Regions from separate parts of the Homo sapiens genome. Here region 1 is linked to region 2. The links are chromatin loops, found by intact Hi-C in ENCODE. Cell type or tissue: left ventricle myocardium inferior. All regions are shown on one strand. Each heading gives the region's core, and the rest is flanking DNA. Links, peaks and the distances in the headings are about the cores only.

The links. A loop is a pair of places that touch in the nucleus more often than their neighbours do. Peaks named below come from ENCODE experiments on the same cell type or tissue, not always from the same donor. Only the 100,000 strongest peaks of a DNase experiment are listed, where the experiment ranks them.
Region 1: it touches region 2 in a loop (3-fold over the local background); 84 of 110 quality-filtered maps call a loop at or near these places.

The regions. Positions count from the first base shown.
Region 1 is chr5:6,622,632-6,628,018 of GRCh38, reverse strand. It overlaps NSUN2 (NOP2/Sun RNA methyltransferase 2), which reads left to right. Exons shown (of 19, transcript NM_017755.6): 4 at 2,350-2,455; 5 at 4,734-4,805. Among named protein-coding and RNA genes, the nearest start is that of NSUN2, 7.7 kb to the left of the region's middle. In left ventricle myocardium inferior, for the core only: no CTCF peak of the experiment used is centred there; no DNase peak of the experiment used is centred there.
Region 2 is chr5:6,743,368-6,748,754 of GRCh38, reverse strand. It overlaps TENT4A (terminal nucleotidyltransferase 4A), which reads right to left. Exons shown (of 13, transcript NM_006999.6): 6 at 4,915-5,043; 7 at 2,328-2,541; 8 at 165-291. Among named protein-coding and RNA genes, the nearest start is that of TENT4A, 33 kb to the right of the region's middle. In left ventricle myocardium inferior, for the core only: CTCF peaks have their summits at 2,720 and 2,919 (motif pointing right); no DNase peak of the experiment used is centred there; H3K27ac peaks cover 754 bases.

The DNA of each region.
Region 1 (5,387 bases), core at 128-5,127, 120 kb after region 2:
GTTGTATATATTTACAGAGTCCTTACCACTTGAGAATTTTTAATATGCAAAGATGACAGTGGTCCTTTTAACTTATCCTCTAAAAAGCCCAAATAGGATTTTTTCTTAAAAGACACAAGCTAAATTTGAAGTAAGTAACTAAAAATTAAATATACCTCTCATTTTGTTTGATGTTAAAATCTACAAAGATTTAATAAACATTTTTTGGTTCATAAAAAGATGATGCTGTTCCTAAAGCTGTATAAGAAACATAATTTAAAAACATTTCTTGTAGAAACAGGGCCTCGCTTTGTTGCCCAGGCTGTTCTCTGTACCCAGAGGAAATAAACATTTATCTGTTAGTTTCTGTTTGTATTTAAATATTTCAGAGTTCCTAAATGTTTCTTTACATGAGATCAACAGCCTTCACAATTATAAATACTGTAGAATTTTAATCTTGTAATAGTACGTTTACATTTTGACTATCAGAAATTTGACGAAAAAGACATATAAGGCTATATTTGTTCAAAGTATATCTAGACTGCTTATCTATATTTGAAAATGAAAATTCAGCTCTTTACAATAAGTCTAAATGGCATGTGGTGTTCATATTGATGTCTTAGTGATTTGGTAAGGCAATAACTTACATGATCGTACTAGCTTTGAGACAGACAAGTTCAGGAAGACCAGATACTATATGAGCTGGCATTTGGCTGTTTGCAAGTAGAGGTTACAGTGGCACAGCAGATATTTGCCCAATACTATAGCAAATGCCAAATTTGCATGTAACCTACTATTTCGCCTCTAATGAGTCCAAAAGATTATTTAAAACAATTCTTTTTAAAATTGCCTTATGAATATGATTTTCTTTTGGCTTTATATTTTTGAACACATTAAATGTCGAGGAGGGAACTGGGCTATATGAGATAGAATCAAAGCGCTGGGGACCTTTGGAGGGTGGCCGTGGACAGATTCAGCCAGTTTCGTCTTCATTATTTGGTAGAAAATGCTTTTCAGGTATATTTTGTAATATTTTGACTTGAGCAGTGTCGGGCTTTTAAGTCCTGAGTTTGTTTCCATCAAAAAATCAGAGTTTAAAAGCAGTCAAATGTGTTTGTGTTTTCCAGACATTCCAGTTTTATTTTCATGGTTTTCACTCTAGCTACAATTTGACGCATGGAAACATTGTGAGCCTGCATTGTTAAATTGAGTGTATTACTGCATCTCAGGTTTAGTGAGAATTGCTGAAACTACACTAAGATTTATGGCCGTGTGACGTGGTACACTTGGTTTGGCATTGGATTGAGCATGGTGCTGCATGACATCAGTGTGCTCATTTGTACGGTGCAGATGCCTGTATAGGTGCAGGCCAAGTTTCAAAGCACATCCTGGGTGGGGTACAGTGGCTCATGCCTGTAATCCCAACACTTTGGGAGACTGATGCGGCCGGATCACTCGAGGCCAGGAGTTCGAGACCAAGCTGGCCAACACGGCAAAACCACATCTCTACTGAAAATACACGTCTGTAATCCCAGCTACTCAGGTGGCTGACTGAGGCATGAGAATTACTTGAATCCAGGAGGCAGAAGTCACAGTGAGCTGAGATTACACCACTACACTCCAGCCTAGGTGACAGTGAGACTGTCTCAAAAAAAAAAAGGCAGTGTTTTTAGTATCCCCCATTTCTCCCCTAATTAAAAAAAATAAAAAAAATAAAAATAACATTGATGTCATCATTTATAGAAAGTTCAAATATATTCACAGATATGATGGCAGGAAATGCTTTATTCTTAGTTATATATAGGTAACAGCCTAGGAGCTCAAGTTAATGCATTAGTGGTTTCCAAGGTAGGATTTTTTTGGTATGTAAAATATTTTAGTGCATTATTGAACTGGTGTTAGAAATAATGAAAAATATATTTTTTAAAAAACTAATCAGGTATTTGTGGGACACTCTGACACTGCATTATTTTGATTCTGTGTGATCTGCACATTAAGTAAGTCATCTTGTATCTTTTTTTTCTGATGACCTTACCATTGTTACCTTATAATGGTGAAGAGCAGAGGAGTGTCCGCTTTTTCATCTGATCTCGAGCGTTTCATCATTATAATTTTACAGTAATATGCATAATCTTGTAACCCCCATGGCTCTCCTGTTTCTGATTGGGCCACGGTGTAGCTAGAGCCATGTTCCTTAAGCCTACAGCGACATCTCTGAGTGTTGCTGACTGTCCGTAGAGGATTGTGAATAGGAGCAGGGAGAACAACATTCGAAGTCTCATTTGGCATGCGACTGATAGAAGCACAAAGTTGTCAACAGACGACTTTAGTATTTATAATCCATAAATGTTTTGCTTTCTTTTTGGTCAGGTATCCTGAAGAACTTGCCTGGCACACAAATTTAAGTCGAAAAATCTTGAGAAAATCGCCACACTTGGAAAAGTTTCATCAGTTTCTAGTTAGTGAAACAGAATCTGTAAGTTGATTTCTTTAGACTTGCTAGTTTCCTTAAAGCTGTAAATGCATAGATGTAGTGTAGTTCTGTTTTTAGGTTCTTGTCACTAGAAGCAGTAGGTGGACATCACACACAGTAAAGACAACTGCAGTGTGTGCACCACCTGTGATTTCTGATTATTTGTATATCCGTTGCCTTGTTTGGTTTATCTAGTCATGAAATTTAGTAAGGATATCGATGCCAGCTAGTTAATTTCTTGTTTCCTCTTGCTTGTGTATTTGGATGGCTATAGGGTTGGGGTGAGCACTGCACTCTCATTTCCTTCTTAGGTACACATTTCAGATGCCTGTTGTACATAAAAAGTAGTATGTTTTTAAGGCCATCTTGGTAGGGAATAGGTTTTTGGTTCTGTTTTTTAAAATTGATTTATTTTACTAAAAATGAAGCTTTTGATTTTACTTTTTACTGTGTTTTTTTTTTTTCTTACCACACATTGCTCTTGGTAACCACAAAACACCTAAGCACCACAAAACCCCTAAGCACAGCTTTGGTCCTCACAGGACGGCATCTGTCTTCACATTCTCCGTAGCCACCCACATTCCTTGAGTGCAGTTAAGGTGCTGAGCTTTTTACCTTTAGCATCAGAGCATCCCCAGCAAAACAGCTATTTGCTTATGTACTAAATAATTCAATGAATGCCCATAAAGTTTGGGTATTTTTTTTGGAATTCTTAGTCTCACATTTAAAATCAGAGGTTTCGTCCTTCCTATTTTCTAAACTACTACCTTCTAGTAAATCTGTGTGTCACCAGATTATGGTTCTTTTTCACTTTGGCCTTCTGTCATCTAAGTAACCGACTAAACTGGGCTTGTGTCTGCCTGGCTTTTCCTTCCTGAATAGTAACAAGAACCAGGAACTAAGTGCTGCCACATAACCCCATTTCGTACTTGAGACCAGTGCACGAAAGGATTCTCTTGCTCAACTTTCAATCTAGATGGAAGGCCAAATAGAGATCAGTAAGCTGCTAGAGAACAGCTCAGGTTTGCACTTGGAAGAGAGCGTGGGGTTTGTGGGGTGTGATACACATGGATAGGTTGGAAGAGCCAGGTTTTGGCATGTTTGGAAGATGGAGGAGATGGGAGTTTAGGGTGGGTAGCAAATGTTGTAGGGAACTAGTATAGGTTTTTGATTAGGAGTCAGCGTGATGAGAGCTCTTGAGATGAATGGCAATAACCTCTGGGTTATGGAAAGCTGGCCACAAAACATCTACACAGGGTGGTCATGAATCTGGTTACTGTCTGCCGGGATGTCCCCATCTTACTTAATGCTTTAATCAAAACCTTGGATGGATACAGAAGGCAGGCATATCAGGATCACACGTATAACTCAAAAGCTTGGAATCAGTGTGCCTAGTGAGTGAATCACCACAGACTCATGCTGGCCAGAAACCCATGAGGTGAAAATTAGCAGCCATCAGTGTAAAAGCCTGTATTTAAGGCTCTTGACAGTCACATGCCTGAGTTTAAGGTGAGTGATGGATGCCTGGGTGGCTGTTCATTTCCAGAAGTCCCAGCTTTTGTAGGGTTGTGTTGGAGCAGAAGCCTCAGCTTCAAGGCGATTAAAGTAGAGGTGTGGTTGAGGCTAGTGCTGGGCAGGGCAGGAGGATTTTGTCTGCACCTGAATAGTTCTGCCTTGTAACAGATGTCCTGGCCGACTAGAGAAGACAGAGGGCAGGGAGTGTGGTGAGGAATTTTAGATATTGAAGGTCTAAAGATGGAAAGATGGAAGCAGTGGTTGATGTCTTCATCTCTTTGAAAGGTAGTTATGAGAAATAGAAAGTGGGCATGGGCTATGTCTGAAAATAGTGGAGGACTAAGAAATAGAATTTTAGGCAAGAAGGAAAAACCATTTGACAGTCACTTTCTGTCCTAAGTTGATGCTGTCTGTTGAAGGTATTTGTTTAAATATTTAATAGCATTTCTGTCTTTGAGAGCTGCCCCTCTAGCTTCTGTGCTCTACTGCTATGGGGAGTTGGGGCTCTGTAAGCTTCAAGTCCCTTTTCTTTCATGGAAGTTGGTATTATACCTGAATTTCTAATATTTGAATGGTATAGCAACCATTTGTCCGCTAGTGTACAGATCCATCTCATTTAGTGTTCTGTGTGATAGTATGAGTTCTCTCATTCTGTATAAGATTATGTGCTGTTTTCCTGTTGCCTTTGAAACAATGCCAAAGATTGAAATTGTCTGCGGTTTTTTTTTTTTTCCTAATTGTTGCTGATTTTTTTTTTTTCCTCAAGGGAAATATTAGTCGTCAAGAAGCTGTTAGCATGATCCCACCACTGCTCCTCAACGTGCGGCCTCATCATAAGGTAGCATATAGCAACTAGAAACGTGGGGGCGGGCAGCTTGTTACCAGTGTCATGCCTGTTTGTTTTGATGAAACCATTTTTTCTTAATATAATTAGTCCTTTTTTTCTTCTTTTCACTTTGGATAGAGAGTGATATGTACGTATCTTAGTTTCTTTTTTTTTTTTTTTTCTTTTTTGTCCTACTTAATTTTTATGGTTTAGAAAATTTTCTCCCCTTTAGTTTTACTGATTTGTTTACCATATGGATTGTCTTCAGTGATGGTGATTGGCTAAATTAGGTTGAAAATGATAGTGAACATGTATTGAGAGCTCATTGTATGGCAAGCATTACTCTGTGCTCTTTTTTCTTTTCTTTTTTTTTTTTTTGAGATGGAGTTTCACTCTTGTTGTCCAGGCTGGAGTGCAGTGGCGCGATCTTGGCTCACTGCAACCTCCGCCTCCTGAGTTCAGGCAATTCTCCTGCCTCAGTCTCCCAAGTAGCCGGGATTACAGGTGCGCACCACCACACCCTGCTAATTTTGTATTTTTAGTAGAGACGGGGTTTCTCCATGTTGGTCAGGCTGGTCTCGAACTCCCGACCTC
Region 2 (5,387 bases), core at 223-5,222:
CATCCCATATTCCTAGAAGGCCTTCCTTCACCAACATATCTAGATTCTACTGAAATACGGCAGAACATCCCTTCATAAATTTCATGGAGGTAAATGACACAGGAAAGGGATAAGTACCATCCCACAGGCACGCTGAGCCCAGACGCAGACACACAACCCATTACCTTTCGGCGTCTCTGTTTGGATAGGACCTGGCCAGCGGTGACACAGCATGGCTGAGCACTATGTAGGCATAATCGAAGACCTGCTTCACCTGCATGGCGCCATAGGAGCTCCGGCCAACGTCATTCCCTGCAGCAAAAAGGCTATGTCAGACCCTCCCCACATGCACACCATCGTCCACATGTTTTGGATCTTCTCATACAAGTGACTCTGAAGCAGGCCCTCACCACTGAAACTCTTCCAGACCCTACCAGCAAAGCCCAGACAGGCGAACACAATGGGCACGGGTGGCACTTGGCACTGGCAAAGGCCCTGTCAATCACCATGCACAGGGCACAGTCTGTGAGTGCCGAGAGGACTGGTCTGCATCATCAGTGCCCCTGTGCTCATGGCCCACCTCACGGAGGCGGCTGCCATTCACAGACGGAGTGACAGCCCACAAAAAGCCACCTCTCCAGGTGGCAGAAACATGAGGAAGCCAAAGACTACCATTGTGCAGACCAGCAGCACCGACCCACTGTGATCGCTGATCTGACAATCAGGAGGCCTCACAGTGCCCCAACAGGGCAGGTAGAAGGGCAGCTCACCCCAAGTGCATCACAACTCAGTCAACGCTAATGGAACCTACAGGAAGTAAATCCTTTAGAATGGAATGTGAATTCTCACGTGTGGAAAACTGGGACAGCAAATCAAAGGAATCTGTCACAGCAGTCACCAAGGAAGCCAGTCAGGAGAAGCTTAATTTTCATAAGAAAAGCACTGTTTCTAATTTTAATCTACAAACAACTCATTCTTCACAATCAGGTTAAGTGTGGATTTCTTTTAAAGGATATATGTTCTAAGTACTGGAGTTTTATCTTTTCTAGATTTATATTATAACTCAACGATTATGTGGGTCTTTGTTTTTTGAGTACATTTCAGCAGACACTTGAAGACAATGCCAATGTCTCCAATGTGACTCATCCAACGGACAAAAATGGATGATACACTGCCATACCGTGCTACCAAGAAAACCACTCAAGAGCCTGCACAAATCATGCCATCTATAAACAACAACAAAACACATCAGCCAATGTGTTTTCCTTGAGACGATCTTTAGGAAATAAATAAAGCTCACATCCCAGAAGCCATAAAACAAAAACAACCATTAAATCTGAGGTGTTTTTTTAAATGTATAGGAGCTGAATAAAAAAATACAAATGCAAAAAACAAATTGGAAAAAGTATGACATGTGTGACAAGAAAGGCTTCCCCGACACACACAGGCCTTGCACACAGCAGAGGAGGGCAGCCAGCAACCGGGCGGACAGCACACAGAGCCACACAGAGGAGAAGGCCCAGGGACACGCGCCTGGAGCTGGGCTCTCCACCACCTGTTCTGTCACCCGTCCGCCAACGATTTTATCACCAACAGTAAGAATGGTATCTCACCTAACAGACGCTCAATCAAAATTTGTGGAATTCATAAATAGCAATGTGTTTAACCCCACTAATCATTAAAGAAATATAAATTTAAAAGCGTTAACACATGGTTTTATCAGATTGGCAAAGATTTTAAAAGACTGTCACCAAAGGAATGAGGACATAAATACCCCTGAATACGCCAATGGGAATAAAACCGGGAAACCTCTAGCCCAGCCTTAGACTCTTCAATGCGGCAATCCTCACGACAAAACACAACCTACACACATAGGAAAGGGTCAAGGGTAAGCGTTAAGTCAAAAGCCAAGTGACAAACGTGTTTGCGTTGTGGGATGTGTTCAACAAGATAACAATAATAAACATTAATATCCATATAGGGAAAAAGTGGAGAAATACATGTCCAAATAAAAGGGGATTATGGCATCCATGGTTTTTCTATATTACATACTTCAGAGAAACAAATGGTTTAGGGTGGATATGTTATACTTCAATAATCAGAAAAAGAAAAGATTTTCCTTAATTCTTCTTTATTATAGAATGTAAACAGTTAGAAAGACAAAAGTTAATTAGAAGCATTAAATAAGGATTTCTCAAAGTGTGATTATTAACTGGTTAGTATAAGAGAAACCTGCATCAAGAGCAAATGAACTGCCCGGGGCTCTCAGAGCCCCAACACAGGCCCTGTCACCAGCACGTCCCCGAGGCTGGCCCAGCTCTCAGCAGTGGAGATCAGGGCGCCCTTACCTGGCAGCAGGGGGTCCTCAATGCACAGCATCGACGGTCTGTACCCGCTGGTCATGGCTTTCATGATCTCCTCTTTGGCGATATAGGCACCTCCTTCTTTGATTCTAATACCGGTTTTCAAGTAATTAAAATTTCTCCCATAGAGTTCAAAAAATTCTACAAGAAGCATTCCAAGGTTTTCATCAGCTCTCCGGGCATCAATTCTTGGATGCAACTGTAAAAGCAATGCACCCACAATTTGTATGGATTCATGGCATGTTCTAAAGAAAATAGCACGCGACGAAGTCTGCTGTCCAGCAGCCTCTTCAAGGCAATACCAGTGAGTGGCACTCGCTCACTCACCAGCACCACGAGGAAGCCTGAACAGCAGCCTCTTCAACGAGGAGTGTTCAAAAGGAACACAACGGACTCATCTGAATTTTAGTGTAGTTTGATTTTTGAAATTGGTAATCCATACAGCAAACTTCCTGCAAACACAGATATCTGATTAACCAAATATGGGCAAATAAGTTGGACTATATTCTGCATAACTTAGTCACCTGGATGGTAGATGTAATTTCAGATTCTCGTCATCCTAATTTCGTTATGCTGAAGCACAACCAACAGGGGTCAGTGTTAGACTGACTAGTATGGCAGTATCACATAAAACCGGAAAAGTGAAAGGATTGATTTTAGCTGTGTAAAGGTCATTAGCATTATATCACAATATTTATAGCAAGCTTCCATCCTGCTTGTCACACAGATGAGCACCACTCTCAGTTCAGTGCCATATCGTCTTCAAAAGCAGGCACTGGGCTTGTTCGGAAGTAAACCACTGTCCACCACACCTCCTGAGGGTCATAATTCTCAGCTGTCCAGACCTGCATTGCCCACATGTCTATTTAAATGAATTAAAACAAATTAATTAAAAATCCAGCTTGTTGCTCTCACCAGCCACACTGCAATACTCAGTAGCCACATGTGGCGCCCTGCCCCTTGCCGGACCATGCAGAAGTGGCCATCACCATCACAGAATTCTATCGGACAGTGCCAACTCGAAAGGGATGGACGAGGGCACATGAGAGAAAGCCCTCAGAGAAGCACGGTGCTTGAAACTATTTATAACACAGAGTGCCAGGAGGAGCTGCAGCTAGAAAGCATACAAATGTTTTTAGGGTTCAGAAGAATTCCGGAGTTCTCTGCATATTTCCACCACACAAGAGGAGGATTCCGATTCTGGCCTGACCTTTATTCCCTTCCTTATTCCTTGTCTTTTAGCCAAAATCACATATCCAAGAGCCTGGCCGGTGCCAGGGTGGGCCTCCTCCCCTCACTTAGTCAAGAAACTCAGATGCTGCCACAGTCACACCGCTGAGGCAGGACAAGCTCTGGGCACTGGACAAGGCACAGGGATGTGGCAGTGAACACAGGAATCCCACTCATGCTGTGGTGGCCTCCTGTGGGGTCACAGGATCACTGAAAGGACCCCCTGAGGGGGTGGAGGAGGCCCTGGACCCAGGCCTGGCACATGGCACATGCATGATCAAAGTATTAAGTAGCTGTTGTTACTACAAGGCCATGAAAATAGTGCAAGTCAGGAGTATATCAGTAAAGAACAGAGGCCCATGTTTAATTCAAAATAATGTCCAAAAACTATGGAAGAAAGGCTATATATAAGGGCCACATCTCAGAGGGGAAAGTGAAGACAGGACAGTGTGACTAGAACTGTAAGAAAACAGACATGGAATTCCATTTTCACTACTTTTAAAGCATCTTGGCAGAGACAGACCAAGGAAGCTGCGATCATCACAGGTAGTTACCCAGTGATTCTACTATCATAGCATTCATGACAGTGAGAACATTACCAAATCATGGACAGATTCGGTAATCTCAGCACAATCACAAAGACCAAATTAATGGTAAACACTGGAGAAATACAGCCGTGCGGCTAAATTATATAGGCAAGATTTTGTAAAGGACAGAATTCTTCACTCAAGAAAATATAAACGGAATAATTACTGTTCCAATTAGAGATGATTTTATATGTTTAAAAAGTATAATTACAGTTTATCAATACATCACAGCATTTAACAATACTTTTTAAAACACGTAGGTTTTCTATTGATAGATTTTCCATGTTACTCAGCAAAATAAGGACCACATATAATTTAAGACAAAATAATGATGTTTCATCAGTCTGAGAAAGCTCTCTTGTAAATCCTTTTCTCATATGTGGTACTCAACTTTATTCTGAGACAAATTTTTTTCAATATAAATCACAGACAAGCACCAAGAAATGTTTATTGTTTACCATGAAATGGACATTTCTGAATACAGAGAATTCCCTGAGCTTGGACTGATGTGCACTGGACTCACAGAACCAGACGGGCACCCCTGCACCAACAGTTACACCCAGTACAAAATGAGCATCCAGAAAGGTGCATTAATCAAGAGGGTTTGATTGTAAGAATCAGAAATCAGCCTCTACCAAATTGAAACAATACAGTAAAAGGAGAGCAAAGGCTGCTGGAACCCACTAGGCAACTGGTTGGAAGAGTCTACTCTTACACATGTCTCAACAGAAACAGTCTCAAGAAAGCATACATACCTGTAGAAAGCTAATGGCCATTAAAATTAGGCTGTATGAGCTAATTCCACCTGTAAAAACTTCATTCAGGTCCCTCTGCAGAAGGAACTGTTTCAATACTAAAATCAAGTAAGGCAGCAATGAATATTTCTGTAAATTCCAAAAGAAAAAGATTTACTGAGTAATTACCATACTTTCAAAGAGATTTCACATAGCAAATCACACAAGACAGAAAGGAAAGTTTCCTCGATCCTCTTGCCCATCTGAAGGCTCTCAGTCATTAAGTCTCAAACTTTGGTTGGGGGACGCTAAGAATTAATTTCCTGAGGGGCTTGTGAAAATCGAGACTGTGGAGCTCTCCCTGGGTTACGACTCAGCAGGGGTGCACCCCTACCATGACGAGTCCACAGGCACAAAGGAACTCAGGAAGAGACCAGCGCGTTCACTGGAGTGTTTATGTGCTTGCTACACAGGCCATGAGGACAGTGGGGGCC